Regions from separate parts of the Homo sapiens genome. Here region 1 is linked to region 2. The links are chromatin loops, found by intact Hi-C in ENCODE. Cell type or tissue: heart right ventricle. All regions are shown on one strand.

Region 1 (8,000 bases), 120 kb before region 2:
AGTTGATATCACAGAAACCCAGCAAAGAGAGTTTTAAATAAGAAAGTTGAGGGATGAGACACCAATCAAGATAAAGGACAAATTGTTGAGATTCTTTTAAATTAGTAAAATCAGAAAAAGGTTGCGCTGGCGTGATGGTGCATGCCTGTAGTCCCAGCTACTTGGGAGGCTATAGGCAAGAGGATTCCTTGAGCCTAGGAGTTCCAGGACAGCCTACACAACGTAGTGAGATCTCACCTCAAAAAAAAAAAACAGTAATTGAAGTACTGAGTCCATATATAATGATTCAAATTTGTTATCACTGAATTACACAGAAGAGAAGCCAAGGACTTTTTTTTTTTTTTTGAGACGGAGTTTTGCTTTGTCACTCAGGCTAGAGTGCAGTGGTGCAATCTTGGCTCTCCGCAACCTCCACCTCCCAGGTTCAAGCAATTCTCCTGCCTCAGCCTCCCAAGTAGCTGGGATTACAGGTGCACGCCACAATGCCCAGCTAATTTTTGTAGTTTTAGTAGAGATGGGGTTTCACCATGTTGGCCAGGCTGGTCTCGAACTCCTGACCTCAGGTGATCTGCCCACCTCGGTCTCCCAAAGAGCTGGGATTACAGGCATGAGCCACCGTGCCCGGCCAGGAACATTTTTATTTACCATCTTTGACCAAAAATATTCATAAGTAACTAAACTTACAGTAATATATTAAAATATTCTAATCTGAACTATTCTAGAGATAAATGTATCAACATCTACAAAATGGAAAAGATAGTTTGTAGTCTGTTTCTTATCTTCAAAGTGGAAAAGAAACCAAAGCATCAGGATATTACTTTTAATTGATTTAAAAGACAACAGATATTTCTAAGTACTATGGGGCTTCTAAATACTTCATAAGAAAAGAAAGTTTGGGGCCACCAACCTTAAACATTTTATCACTCATTACTGCATTATGAGGTAACACAGTGTACAAATTATATTCAGAATTACTTCATTCTTGTTAATACAAACAGCATAAAGGAATTTTGTGGGGTGATGTATATTGATTCTGGTGAATTTTACTGCACTGAATATACATTTTAAAATTCTTCTAACATTTTTTCATCTGCTCCTCAAATTTGCCAGGGAGTTAGTTTCTCAAACTAATTATGCCTTAAAAGAAACTTTTCAGGTATAATTTGATGTAAACTAAAATTAAAACATAAAATTAAATATAAAAATGGAGTATTCCTTAAGAATTAAACTTTCAGGCCAGACATGGTGGCTCATGCCTGTAATCCCAGCACTCTGGGAGGCCAAGACAGGCGAATCATGAGGTCAGGAGTTTGAGACCAGCCTGGCCAGTATAGTAAAACCCCATCTCTACTAAAAATACAAAAATTAGTCAGGCATGGTGGTATGCGCCTTTAGTCCCAGCTACTCGGGAGGCTGAGGCAGGAGAATCACTTGAACCAGGGAGGCAGAGGTTGTGGTGAGCCAAGATCGCACCACGGCACTCCAGCCTGGGCAAAAGAGTGAGACTATGTCTCAAAAAAAAAAAAGAATTACAACTTTCTTAGCCCTCCATGAGAAACGCAATTCATTCAATTTCTTCCAAAGTTTTACTTAAACTTTAATGGTGACAATCCCTTTCTGTCTAACTATATGTACTTAAAATACTTTCAATCTCTCTTACTAGATACTTTATTTATTTATTTATTTATTTATTTATTTATTTATTTTTATGAGACGGGATCTGGCTCTGTCACCCAGGCTGGAGTGCAGTGGTGCAACCCAGGCTCACTGCAACCTCTGCCTCCCGGGTTCAAGCCATCCTCACACCTCAGCCTCCCAAGCAGCTGAACTACTGGCATACTCCACCATGCCTGGCTAATTTTGATATTTTTCGCCATGTTGCCCAGGCTGGTCTCGAACTCCTGAGCTCAAGCGATCCACTTGCCTTGGCCTCCCAAAGTGTTGGGATTACAGGCGTGAGCCACTGCAACCGGCCTAGATAGACATTTAGATAGAACTTGTGTTTTCCTTCAAAAACACTTTACAATGTCAAGGACATAACTGGCAATCAATAAATTTAACATAAAATAATGCAAGCAATGTCACTCCACTCCAAAGTCATAACAATTAACAAACGAAACCTTTTGAGAACAGTGTAATCTGTACTATAATTATACCAATAGATACAAATTTTTTTAGCTTAGTATCTCCAAAGGTATATATTTTTAATTCCATATAGTTTTTAATTTCTATAGGGTCCTAAGTTATAAGGAAGGTATACCAAAACTAATTCATAGGAGCCAGAACCTTGCACTGAAAGGAACTTCAGAGATCATCTAGGGCAGGGGTTGGCAAACTCTTTCTATAAAGGGCCAGACAGTAAATATTTTAGGCTTCAGATTTCAGTTGCCTACTCAACTCTGCTGTTGGTAGGCAAAGGCAACCACAGACAATAAGTAAATGGTGGTGTCTGTGTTCCAATAAAACTTTATTTACACACGCACACAAGGGGTCAGCTGGATTTGGCCCATAAGCGGCAGTTTGCCAGATTCCTGAACTAGGGTCCAGCTCCTTCATTTTACACACAAAGAAATTAAGGTCCAAAAAGGTTAAGACACTTGGCAAAGGTCAGCAGGCAAATAGTCTAAGAGCCAAATGCAATATTCTTTTCAGACCATGTATTCTTCTAGAACACAAACTTTAAAATGATTATATTTACCATAGGGCTAAAACATAATATACTCTGAGAAAACTTAGAAAAATCAAGTGTTATAATTTCTTATTTAATTAAAGTCAACAGAATATAATGAAATTTATGTAAGCCAGGGGATAACTAGGCATCAATCCATACACACACACATACACATACACACACACACACACATACACACACACACATCACCATGTTCTTATGTGTAGTTATCTGTTTTGAAATATAGCAGGAGTTCAATAAATTGTGTTGTATGAATTCAAAACATGAATTTAAATGCAATTCAGTTTTAAGCATACCCATATGCAAAGGTGCTTTCATTTAAAACTTTCATGATCACAAAGAATATGTTCCCAATAATTACCTAAAAGGGCAATAACCCTGTATCACTGAGCAGTTGGGGACATTTTAAAGGACTTTTCAATTAAATCATTTAAAAAATCAATTTTAAAAACAGTATGATATTTCTTCAGATGAGCTATCATACCTAGTAAATCTGCTCCTTCATCCACATCTCCTATTAGGCCTGAGCCAGCTGAAGACAGTTCTTCAAAGAGAGATTCTGTATTGCGATCAAAAGCTTTGTTCTCTATGCCTTTGGTGGGAGTGCTATGCAACAAGAACAACAAAACCAAATCAACAAATGACAAAGACTTTTTTGACGCTGTAAAATGAATACAATAGGCTAAGCTACATAGGACTTTCTTACCTATAATTTACGTTTACTAGAAAATATAACTTAAAAAGATTTCTCAAAGGCTTCCTAAGAAATTCTCACTAAGCTCCATGGAAATAGCTGGTGAAGAAATTATAGAATGTTTTTGTTGTGTGATCCCAGCAAACACAAGCAATAATGGCAGCTCCTCTGCTCTATACCAGGTGCTGGTCTCAGTGCTTCCCATAGATTACCTATGTCACAAGAAGGCAATTATGTATGTAAAAGCTGGTTAGAGTAGCATTTCTCACAGTGGCAAAAACTGAAATGACCTAAATGACTGTTAACAGGGGACAGATGAGGTAAGTTATACACATACAAAATTAAAATTTTTACCTTTAAGGTTAAAAACATAAATAGAGCTTTATAAACTAAAGAAACCCATGATACAAAGGTTTTTTTTTTTAATCAAGTTGCAAAACAGTGTATATACTATATGCCCTATTTTGCAGGGGTGTATAGGGGAATGGGGAAGTGTATATGTTTGTGCCTGAATACTATTATTAATAGAAAAAACTCTGTAGACCATTTCCAGCTAAATATGGTGGAGAGAACATAGTCATTTATCACCTAATAACTCAGAAGCTCAACTAAAATGAAAGTTAAGAAATTAAAAAGGTATACACCCAAAAGGACAAAGAGAATAGAAAAAGAAACTATAGCAGATGAAATGTGAACAAAATTCTGTAAGATGGAAAACAGATGGGCAAACAGTAGAAAGTGATTCAATAGACCAGAGAAAGCTGAAACCTAAGCCACTGGGGTTTAGGGAGGAGGTCAATATGCTGCCAGAACCCCTGAAAGGCCTAGGACTTGAAGGTACCAGCAACCACAGGGAGGGCATGCAGGGAGGAACATGAAACAGAAGGACAGGATTAAAAAAACTGTACAAAAGGCGGTACAGGACCTAGACACAATCCTCCAGAACAGTGAGACCTCCCTTCTCTTGGCACAGCTCCCTAATAATGGAAGCCAAGTTTAAATGTTATAGGCAGGAAAGTGGAGAATCAGCATTATTTACTTAAGTATGAATAAAACAGCCACAGAGTACCAGATGTCTAAAGAAGGCCTCTATTATAAAAGAAAGGGCCCAAAACAAAGAGGATGTGACAGAGACACTAAGAGCAAAAAAAGACAATGCAGGCAGCAGCAACAACAAAAAAACAAAGCACTTAATTTTCTTCAGAATAAATGTTGCATTCGTAAAATAGCAAGATGGTATAAAAAGTACCAACCAATAAAAAGAATTTGGAAAAAAAAAAAGAATGAGGGTTTAAAAAAAAATCTGCCAGCAATTAGTATAAAATAAAAGAGATAGGAAAGAGGGGAGAAAATAAATTATGACAGTCACTCCAGGATGTTCAATGCATACCTAAGAGGTGTTCCAGAACGAGAGCAGAAGAAACAACAATAAGAAGAAAGAGATAAAATTTCCCAGGACTGGAAGATAGGAATGTTCAGATGAAAAGACTTACTTCATATAAGAAGATACAAAAAAGACACCTACACCAAGCACAGTATCATTAATTTTTAAAAAATCAAGAAAGTGACAATCTTAAAAGATTTCAGAAAGTATATAAAAATGAGCAAGAACTCAAATAACAACACCCTGAACTCAGCATGAAAATGAAGTAATGTCTTTGCAATTCTGATGGAAAAAAAATCTCCCAACCCATATAGTTCTTTATCTAGCCAAACTATCAAGTATGTCTTCTTAGGAAATTTGTAACATTCAAGTTCATAGTGCTCAAAAAAAAAAAATTTACTTGTCATGCACCCTTTGCCAGGAAACCTAGTAAGGATATGTTCCGTCAAAACAAAGGCATAAATCAAGAAGCAGGATGATGTGGCATCCAGGAAACAAAAGATACAACAGAGGAGAAAGGTGAAAAGAATTCCAGGGATGATAGTGAGGGCATATTCCAGAACCAGAACAAATATGACAGCAGTCTCAATTGGAGAATGGGAATAGGAGGCTGCAGGAGAGTAAGCCCTAGGAAACAGGCAGGTTTTGTGTTTGGTCATATTGGGGACTTTTACATTTATGAATTGCATAGTGTCTGCCAGTGATTTAGTAACAGGTCCACAGAAACATAAGGAAAAGAAACAAAATAACCCAAGGCTTTATTAATTTCAGAAGAACAAAAAGTTGTAAAAGAAATGAAATGGGCCGTAGCAGTGGCTCACGCCTGTAATCCCAGCACTGGGAGGCCAAGGCGGGTGGATCATGAGGTCGGGAGTTTGAGACCAGCCTGACCAACATGGTGAAACCCCGTCTCTACTAAAAATACAAAAATTAGCCAGGCATGGTGGCTCACGCCTGTAATCCCAATTAGGATGCTGAGGCAGGAGAATTGCTTGAACCTGAGAGGCAGAGGTTGCAGTGAGCCGAGATCACACCACTGCACTCCAGCCTGGGCGACAAAGCGAGACTCCGTCTCGGAGGAGGGAAAAAAATAAAAAAATAAATGAAATGTAATTATACTGTATTCTGTGGCTAAGTAGAATTACAGATTAATTTTATATAGTCATACTGATATAAATAATGAATTTAACTAACAGAATTTGAAATATATAATATTAGGAGGATGAAAGGATGGTGGTTTAGGCATTATATCCTCATCTACTACAGAAAGCCAACAGCTAGCATCACAGCCTTTTTCAACCAGGGTTCCGTATTTGATCTACAAAATACAGAAAAGGATTTAAGTGAGTATTTTTTCCATTCTCCCAAGGTAAGTACATACCTAGAATCCTATTCTAGACGCACAGGAGCATAGCTAATTCATTATATACAAGAGATGCCTTAGGGCATTAGGACTACATTTTCTCACAGAATCTCAGCTGAAAAAGGGAGGGATGAAGGAGGGGCAGGACGAACATGTTATTTTAGATACCTGAAGACAAACAGCATAAGAGAGAGCTAAGAAGTGATAGAGTTGTGCACCCTTTACCCAGAAAGCTAGTAAGGATATGCTCTGTCAAAACAAAGGCATAAATCAAGAAGCAGGGTGATGTAGGATCCAGGAAGAAGAGTGGCGACAGAATGAGAACCTGTCTGAGAGAGAGAGAGAGAGAGAGAGAGAGAGAGACAGAGGGTTCTGGATTTGAATCCCAAGTCCACCTCTTGCTAGCTTGGTAATCTGGGACAAGCTACTTTGAACAAGTTCTAAGTCTCTTTATTTATAAAATAAGGATAAAAAGATCTACCTCATAAGGTTGTAATTAGGATCAAATTATATAAAATCATGATGAAAACAATATTACTTAACATTTATTGAATGGGGCATTTTGCAATGATTTATCATATATTGATTCATTTAATCCTCACAACCATCTGAGGTATTAACACAAAGCTGTTTTATAAATGAGAAAACATACCTAAGATTCAAATCCAAGACAGGATTTGAACCCATGCAGTCTTACTCTAGGGTCTATGCTTTTAACCGCTACAGAGTACTGACTGCACAATGCTTAACAGAGATCAATAAATGGCTTGTATTTTTATAGTCATTAATTAATTAAAGGATCAACTTTATGGAAGAAATGAAAAGAAAGGCAGTAGCTCCTGTCTGACATTCTTGAGCATCAATGTATTTTGGATAATCCTGATTAAGATGATATCTAATCTCCCAGCACTTTGGGAGGCTGAGGCAGGCGGATCACTGGTGCTCAGGAGTTCAAAGTTCAAGACCAGTCTGGCCAACATGGTAAAACCCCATCTCTACTAAAAATACAAAAAGTAGCCCAGTGTGTGCCTGCAGTCCCAGCTACTTGGGAGGCTGAGGTGAGAGAATCGCTTGAACCCGGGGGAGGGGGTGGGGGTGGGAGTGGGGTGAAGGTTGCAGTGAGCTGAGATAGCACCACTGCATCCAGCCTAGGCGACAGAGCAAGACTGCATCTCAAAAAAAAAAAGATGAGATCTAACTATTTTCTTCCTACCACTAAACAGCCTTCCCATGTAAAATGATACCAAAATGAGACTAATTTCTTCCAATAATGAGATTACACTTCTCAAGATGGAAGTACATTCTCTCTTCCTGATCTGGTGGAAGGTACAAAAGTTTGTTCAAACTTTTTTGTTTTGTTTTTTAAATCACATTTATTTAGCATATGTACACATAAAAAAGAAATCACCTTCTGAACCCACCCAGCAGCAGGAAACATGCACAAACTCCAGGTAAGTGCTAGGGGGAGGGGCCCTGGACCCAAGTTAGTGTCCGGGACAATGCAATCTTGTGAGTAACAAGCCCCAGTCAGGAGGGGGCTGGACTGAAGTGTCCGGCAGGCTGGAGTACCCGGCTGCTGGCCCTAAAATAAGCATGCTCCATAGCCAACGGTGTGTTTCATGCCCTCAAAGTAGCACCGCTGCCAGCCCTGCCATGTCCACTCTGTTACTTCCTTCACTCCCGCTTCTTGGTTTTTTCAAGTTACAGAAAGTATGGGATATGTCTTGGCTGTCTTTTTTCCCCTATCTGCTATAGTTTGAATGTGTCCCCTATAAAATTCAGCTGTTGCCAATGTGATAGTATTAAGATGGGGCCTTCAAGAGGTGATTAGGCCATAAGGGCTTCTCCCTTATAAACAGGATTGGGG
Region 2 (8,000 bases):
ATATATTTTTTGTATTTTTTTGTAGACACGGGGGTCTCATCATGTTGCCCAGGCTGGTCTCAAACTCCTGGGCTTAAGTGATCTGCCTGCCTCGGCCTCTCAAAGGAGATAGGCTGGGCGCAGTAGTTCACACCTGCTGGGACTACAGGTGTGAGCCACTGCACCTGGCCTACCCTTTATATTTTCTTTAGTCAACTGTTTCTACCAAATAGCTATTTGAAATATCCTCCCCTAAGGGAATGCAAATTTTGCTGGGTAAGGGAAAGAAACCTGAGCTAATTTTGGGATTTATATCACTACTTCTTAGGAAAGCAAATTTGGGGAGAAAAATGAAGATTAAGAAAGAACTTGGGGCCGGGCGCAGTGGCTCACGCCTGTAATCCAGCACTTTGGGAGGCCAAGGCGGACGGATTGCCTGAGGTCAGGAGTTGGAGACTCAGCCTGGCCAACATAATGAAACCCTGTCTCTACTAAAAATACAAAAATTAGCCAGGTGTGGTGGCACGTGCCTGTAGTCCCAGATACTCAGGAGGCTGAGGTGGGAGAATTTCTTGAACCCAGGAGGCGGAGGTTGCAGTGAGCTGAGACCACGCCATTGCACTCCAGCCTGGGTGACAGAATGAGACTCCGTCAGAAAGGAAAGGGAAAGGGAAAGCGAAAGGGGAGGGAGAGGGAGGGAAAGAAAGAAAGAAAGAACTTTAGTGTTTTTCTTCCCAACCTTTCCTCCCATTTTATTGCTGAGGAAATTAGGGCCTAAAGGGTTAAAGGCTTTGAGCAGCAAGCAAAATGAGGGCACTGGCCCTGGGGAGAGGAGAGTGGAAAAAGGAGGTTCAAGAAGGTGAGAAATAATCCCCAAAAGCTGAATAGAAAAACTACCCTAAAACAAAACCCTAGGATGAGTCCTGTTCCAATAAGACTTTACTACCTTAAACGAATACCAGGAACTTGTCCCCAAGTTGCCCCATCACCAGGGGGATGACCAACTGTTCCAAAGAAACCATGTATATGAAATCACTTTGCAAGCTGCAAAGTCCAGTTACCAGTGTTGCTAACATCAACCATTATTCCTCAAAAACATAAAAAACCCAGGTCTAGGCTGGGCACGGTGGCTCACGCCTGTAATCCCAGCACTTTGGGAGGGCGAGGTAGGTGGGTCACCCGAGGTCAGGAGTTTGAGACCAGCCTGACCAACATGGCGAAGCCCTGTCTCTACTAAAAATACAAAAATGAGCTGGGCGTAGTGGCACACACCTGTAATCACAGCTACTTGGGAGCCTGAGGCAGGAGAATCGCTTGAATCCAGGAGGTGGAGGTTGCAGTGAGCCAAGATCATGCCACTGCACTCCAGCCTGTGTAATGGAGCGAGACTCCGTCTAAAAAAAAACAAATAGAAAACAAAACAAAAAAATCCCAGGTCTAAGGACAAGTTCAATCCACAAGCAGAGAACAGGATATGAACAAACTGGAACACAATAACATGCTGTGGAATATATGTTCTATTTAAGGTCTACAGCTTATCTGAAATACAACAGAAAAAGAGGGGCTGGTTGGGAACAAGGGGTGGTGTCTGGTCAGAAAGGAAATAATCCATAGATCCCCTGTGACCTTTGTCACTTTTTTCCTCCACATATTCATGTATGAAAATGACTCAGCCCTAACACCCTGTGGTTTATTTTTAGTAGGGGCAACAGAGCCAGTTGAAAACCTAAGCATAGTAACTATTGCCCATCAACAGCCTCACACATCAGAAGCAGGGAACAAATATTTATTCATTTCAACTAATATGTGTGACTCAAGGGGCACAAGAGAGTCTGCCCCTTTCAAGATATATATTTGCTCTTTCTTTCTTTCTGCCACAGTATTGGAACCTCCCAATGGGAGAATGACTCCTTTGGACTTGAAATTTCAGTATGAGGAGACCCGTAGCCAGCAGTGAGTGGAGTCCATTTCACTCATTTTATAACTGAGGAATCATCCACAGTCACATGTAAGTTTGTGGCTATGTTGGACTCTCAGCCCAGTGCCTCATTGTATCTCCATTGTTCCACATTCCTTAGTCAAAAGCTAAATAATAGCACATGTTTGACACGAGACCATAGTTCCAGAAGAAGAGGACATATTCAGGGCTGATATCCCATTATAATGTAAGTTAAATGTTGAATATAAGGAGATAACATTCTGTTGTTCACTATGAAATTAGTAGACATCAAGACCCATAGGGATATATTCTTTTTTTTGTTTTGAGACAGAGTTTCGCTCTTGTTGCCCAGGCTAGAGTGCAATGGCGTGATCTCGGCTCACTGCAACCTCCACCTCCTGGGTTCAAGCAATTCTTCTGCTTCAGCCTCCCAAGTAGCTGGATTATAGGCATATGCCACCACACTCAGCTAATTTTGTATTTTTAGTAGAGATGGGGTTTCACCACGTTGGTCAGGCTGGTCTCGAACTCCTGACCTCAGGTGATCTGCCAGTCTCGGCCTCGCAAATTGCTGGGACTACAGCCATGAGCCACCGCACCCCGCCTCTTTTTTTCTTTTTTTTTCAGATGGAGTCTTGCTCTGTCATCCAGGCTAGAATGCAGTGGCACGATCTCGGCTCACTGCAACCTCTGCTTGTGTTCAAGCAATTCTCCTGCCTCAGCCTCCCGAGTAGCTGGGATTACAGGTGTGTGCCACCACACCCAGCTAATTGTATTTTTAATAGAGACAGGGTTTCACTATGTTGGCCAGGCTGGTCTTGAACTCCTGACCTCAGGTGATCCATCCCCCCCTTGGCCTCCCAAAGTACTGGGATTACAGGTGTGAGCCACCATGCCCAGCCCCAGAGGGATGTATTCTTTACTGTTTTGTTAAAATTCAAAATCTTCATCAAGCATCAGCAACAAACAAGAACAACTGAGAGTGCAAGGATCTGGGGTTAGCTGCGGAGTCTGAACTGTGCTTCTGCCACTTACTAGCTGTGAAGTTACTCTTTTATTTTTATTTTTATTTTGAGACAGAGTCTTGCTCTATCGCCCAGGCTGGAGTGCAGTGGCATGATCTTGACTCACTGCAAACTCCGCCTTCCGGGTTCACGCCATTCTCCTGCCTCAGCCTCCTGAGAGCTGGGACTACAGGCGCCCACCACCACGCCTGGCTAATTTTTTTGTATTTTTAGTAGAGACGGGGTTTCACTGTGTTAGCCAGGATGGTCTCGATCTCCTGATCTCGTGATCCGCCCACCTCGGCCTCCCAAAGTGCTGGGATTACAGGCGTGAGCCATCGTGCCTGGCCTGAAGTTACTCTTTCTACCTGTTTTCTGACCTGTAAAATGAGGTTGAGAAAAACAGTACCTATCTCATAGGGTTTTTGTGAAGGTTAAATGAGATAATATACACACAGCACTTAGAATAGTGCCTGGCATATAAATATTCAATAAATGTGATGTGATTTCGCTCTGTGTCCCCACCCAAATCTCATTTTATAGCTCCCATAATTCCCACGTGTTTTAGGGGGAACCTGGCGGGAGATAATTGAATCACAGGGGCAGGTCTTTCCCATGCTGTTTTCATGATAGTGAATAAGTCTCATGAGATCTAATGGTTTTAAAAAATGGAGTTTTTGCCTGGTGCGGTGGCTCATGTCTGTAATCCCAGCACTTTGGGAGGCCAAGGTGGGCGGATCACCTGAGGTCAGGAGTTCGAGACCAGCCTGGCCAACCTGGTGAAACCCTGTCTCTACTAAAAATACAAAAATTAGCTGGGCATGGTTGCAGGCACCTGTAATCCCAGCTACTTGGGAGGCTGAGGCAGGAGAATCGCTTGAACCTGGGAGGTGGAGGTTGCAGTGAGACAACATCGCGCCATTACACTCCAGCCTGGGCAACAAGAGCGAGACTTCATTCCAAAAAAATAAAACGGAGTTTTCAGCCAGGCTCAGTGGCTCACGCCTGTAATCCCAGCACTTTGGGACGCTGAGGCAGGTGGATCACCTGAGGTCAGGAGTTCAAGACTAGCCTGGCCAATCTGGTGAAACTCTGTCTCTACTAAAAATACATTTTGTATTTTTAGTAGCTATAGTCCCAGCTACTTCGGAGGCTGAGGCAGGAGAATCGCTTGAACTCAGGAGGTGGAGGTTGCAGTGAGCCAAGATCACGCCACTGCACTCCAGCCTGGGTGACAGAGTGAGACTCAAGTCTCAAAAACAAAACAAAACAAAACAAAACGGAGTTTCCCTGCACAAGCTCTCTCTTCTCTTGTCTGCTGCCATGTAAGATGTGCTTTTCACCTTCTGCCATGATTATGAGGCCTCCTCAGCCACGTGGAACTGTGTCAGCATTGTGAAAATGGACTAATACAAAATGTAAGCTATGATCTTCCCAGGCTTGTCTTGAACTCCTGAGCTCAAGCAAGCCTTCCTCCTCAGCCTCCTGAGTAGCTGAGACGTGCCATCAAGCCCAGCTAATTTTTTCATTTTTTCTGTAGAGACGGGATCTCATTATGTTGCCCAGGCTGGCTGGAACTGCTGACCTCAAGTGATCCTCCTGCCTTGGCCTGTAATCCCAAAGTGCTAGGATTACAGGTGTGAGCCACCATGCCTGGCCTGCATGTTACTGTTTCAAAAGCACACTCAGCATATCTGTAGCAGGCTTTCCAGTCTCTTAGAAGGATGCCATATTTGCTTTTTAAGTGTTAATGCCAGCTGACTTTTATCCCTTGAAAACTACAGTAGCCAGGTATTTTTGAGGAAAGTGTCCTTGTTGGAGAGGGGACTTGAAGTCTTGAGATAAGAAGAAAGTTTGAAGTCATTGGACACGATCATGCTATTGAAGAGCAGCCTGTGACATTAGTGAGCTGTCTTCAAATAGCGTGTCATATAGAGAGACAGCTAGAGGGAGGATGATAACCAAAGCTTTCAAGACATGCATTTTTTCTCAATGTAAGAACTTTAGGCTGGGCGCAGTGGCTTATGCCTGTAATCCCAGCACGTTGGGAGGCTGAGGCAGGCAGATCACTTGAGGTCAGGAATTTGAGACCAGCTTGGTCAATATGGTGAAACCCCATCTCTACTACAAATACAAAAATTAGCTAGGCGTGGTGGCACGGGCCTGTTGTCCCAGCTACTTGGGAGGCTGAGGCAGGAGAATGGCTTAAACCCGGGAGGCAGAGGTTGCAATGAGCCGAGATCCCGCCACTACACTCCAGTCTGGATGACAGAGCGAGACTCGTCTCAAACAAACAAACAAACAAACAACAAAAAAAAACATGCCGGATGCGGTGGCTCACACCTGTAATCCCAGCACTTTGGGAGGCCAAGGTGGGCCGATCATGAGGTCAGGAGTTCAAGACCAGCCTGACCAACGTGGTGAAACCCCATCTCTACTAAAAATACAAAAATTAGCCAGGCGTGGTGGTGCACGCCTGTAATCCCAGCTACTCAGGAGGCTGAGGCAGGAGAATCGCTTGAACCTGAGAAGTGGTGGTTGCAGTGGGTGAGATCACGCCACTGGCACTCCAGCCTGGGCGACAGAGCAAGACTCTGTCTCAAAAAAAATAAAATAAAAAATAAAAGAACTTAAAAAATATCAGTGGGAGTTGTCCAAAAATGGTTAGGGGGATCTTGGGAAATAGTGGAGTCTCCACCACTGCAGTTTTCACACCTGACTTGGACAGCATATGGCAGGGATGTGGTCAAGAGAAACAAAACATGGGAGTTGGAATAGGTAAGGATTTTGTTTGTTTGTTTTGTTGTTGTTGTTGAGATGGAGTTTTGCTGTTGTTGCCCAGGCTGGAGTGCAATGGCGCCATCTCGGCTCACTGCAACCTGCACTCCCTGGGTTCAAGCGATCCTCCTGCCTCAGCCTCCCGAGTAGCTGGGATTACAGGTGCGCACCTCCATGCCCAAGTAATTTTGTATTTTTAGTAGAGACGGGATTTCACCATGTTGGCCAGACTGGTCTTGAACTCCTGACCTCAGGTAATCTGCCCACCTCGGCCTCCCAAAGTGCTGGGATTACAGGCATGAGCCACCGTGCCCAGCTGGAATAGGTGCGTTTTAAGATCCTGTTCACCAGATCTTAAAATGTTTAGGTCGGCAAAATTTGCTTTTGAAGCCAACTATTTCCCTCTTCTACTCCTTTTTCTAATTCTGATATTCTACCCCCATGGCCTCCATTCCCCAAGACCTAAGGATTGCTTGTTCCATGAGTTACCCAAAGTCTCAAATGCAGTACTTCCCACCAACCTATCAGCTACCCCTCCCCTGCTTTTCTGTACCCAACTTTTAGTGTACAGATTCCAATCGGTTGTTAAAGAAAAAAAAAATGGCTCCCTTAACTAATTCTTACTATGACATAAACGACTAACACTTTATGTGTTCTCTTCTCAGGGATACACACCGTTTAAAGGAATTGCTCATTTGCTAGTTGTATGTTTGATATAATTACAAACATATAAAAATCAAGACTGGAAAGAAGTATGCAAACAATGACAGTTTTTAGGTTGGGAGAATTAATTTTTCTTTCTTTTGAGTTTCTTGGCCAGGAATGGTAGCTCATGGCTGTAATCCCAGCACTTTGGGAGGCCAAGGTGGGTGGATCACCTGAGGTTGGGAGTTTGAGACCAGCCTGACCAACATGGAGTAACCCCATCTCTACTAAAAATACAAAATTAGCTGGGTGTGGTGGCGCATGCCTGTAATCCCAGCTACTTGGGTGGCTGAGGCAGGAGAATTGCTTGAACCAGGGAGGCGGAGGTTGCAGTGAGGCGAGATTGGGCCATTGCCCTCCAGCCTGGGCAACAAAAGCAAAACTCTGTCTCAAAAAAAAAAAAAAAAAGAAGTTTCCTTAAATCAGGAGTGTCCAATCTTTTGGCTTCCCTGGGCTACATTAAAAGAAGAATTGTCTTGGGCCACACATCAAATACACTGACACTGACCAGGTGCGGTGGCTCACACCTATAATCCCAGCACTTTGGGAGGTCGAGGAAGGCAGATCATTTGAGGTCAGGAGTTTGAGGCCAGCCTGGCCAATATGGCAAAACCCTGTCTCTACTAAAAAGAAAATACAAAAATTTGCTGGGTGCTGTGGCATCTGCCTATAGTCCCAGCTACTGGGGAGGCTGAGGCATGAGAATTGCTTGAGCCTGGGAGGTGGAAATTGTAGGGAGCCAAGATTGCATCACTGCACTCCAGGCTGGGAGACAGTGAGACTGTCTCAAAAAAACAAAAGAAAACACTAATGATAGCTGATGAGCTAAAAAAAAAAAATCACAAAAAACCTCACAATGTTTTAAGAAAGTTTACGAATTTCTGTTAGGCTGCATTCAAAGTTGCCCTGGGCTGTGGGTTGGACAAACTTGCTTAAAGTATGTTTAATCTTATAGTGTGTTTAATTAAAAACAAAAGCACAACATTAATAATCATTTGGACTAGTGTATAAACTGTGGAAGAGGAAGGCCCTTTTCTGCCAGAGTTATGTGGCCTTTTCCCTTTATGTCTGACCTGTATTAAACTGTCTAAGGCAGCCTGGGCGACATAGTGAGAACTTGTCTCTACTAAAAATTTTTAAAAAATAATAATAAAATAAAATTAGCCAAGTGTGGTGGCCTGCGCCTGTAGTCATAGCTACTTGAGAGGCTAAGATAGGAGGATCACTTGAGCCTGGGAGGTCAAGGCTGCAGTGAGCCATGATTGCACCACTGCCCTCCAGCCTGGGAGACAGTATGAGATCCTGTTACAAAATAATAATAATAAACTGTCCTAGGGAGATAGCACACCAGGAATGACTCTTGGACCTGGCTTCCAGAGGATTTGTTCAAACCTGCTTTTATCCCTTCAGTGTTTCTTCCATCTCTCTTTCTTCACCCTACTTCACAGAAAGAGTGTTTCTTGCTCTTAGTAACCAATTGGCTGGGAGCAATGGCTCATGCCTGTAATCCTGGGACTTTGGGAGGCCAAGGTGGGAGGATCATTTCAGGCCAGGAGTTCAACACCAGCCTGGGTAACATAGTGAGATCCCATCTC

The links. A loop is a pair of places that touch in the nucleus more often than their neighbours do. Peaks named below come from ENCODE experiments on the same cell type or tissue, not always from the same donor. Only the 100,000 strongest peaks of a DNase experiment are listed, where the experiment ranks them.
Region 1: it touches region 2 in a loop (2.6-fold over the local background); 12 of 110 quality-filtered maps call a loop at or near these places.

Annotation. Positions count from the first base shown.
Region 1 is chr17:51,011,056-51,019,055 of GRCh38, forward strand. SPAG9 (sperm associated antigen 9) reads right to left here. Exons shown (of 30, transcript NM_001130528.3): 9 at 3,177-3,298. Among named protein-coding and RNA genes, the nearest start is that of SPAG9, 110 kb to the right of the region's middle. In heart right ventricle, no CTCF peak of the experiment used is centred here; no DNase peak of the experiment used is centred here; H3K27ac peaks cover 1,284 bases.
Region 2 is chr17:51,131,547-51,139,546 of GRCh38, forward strand. No RefSeq gene overlaps it. Among named protein-coding and RNA genes, the nearest start is that of SPAG9, 15 kb to the left of the region's middle. RefSeq lists a silencer at 4,669-4,869. In heart right ventricle, no CTCF peak of the experiment used is centred here; no DNase peak of the experiment used is centred here; H3K27ac peaks cover 1,389 bases.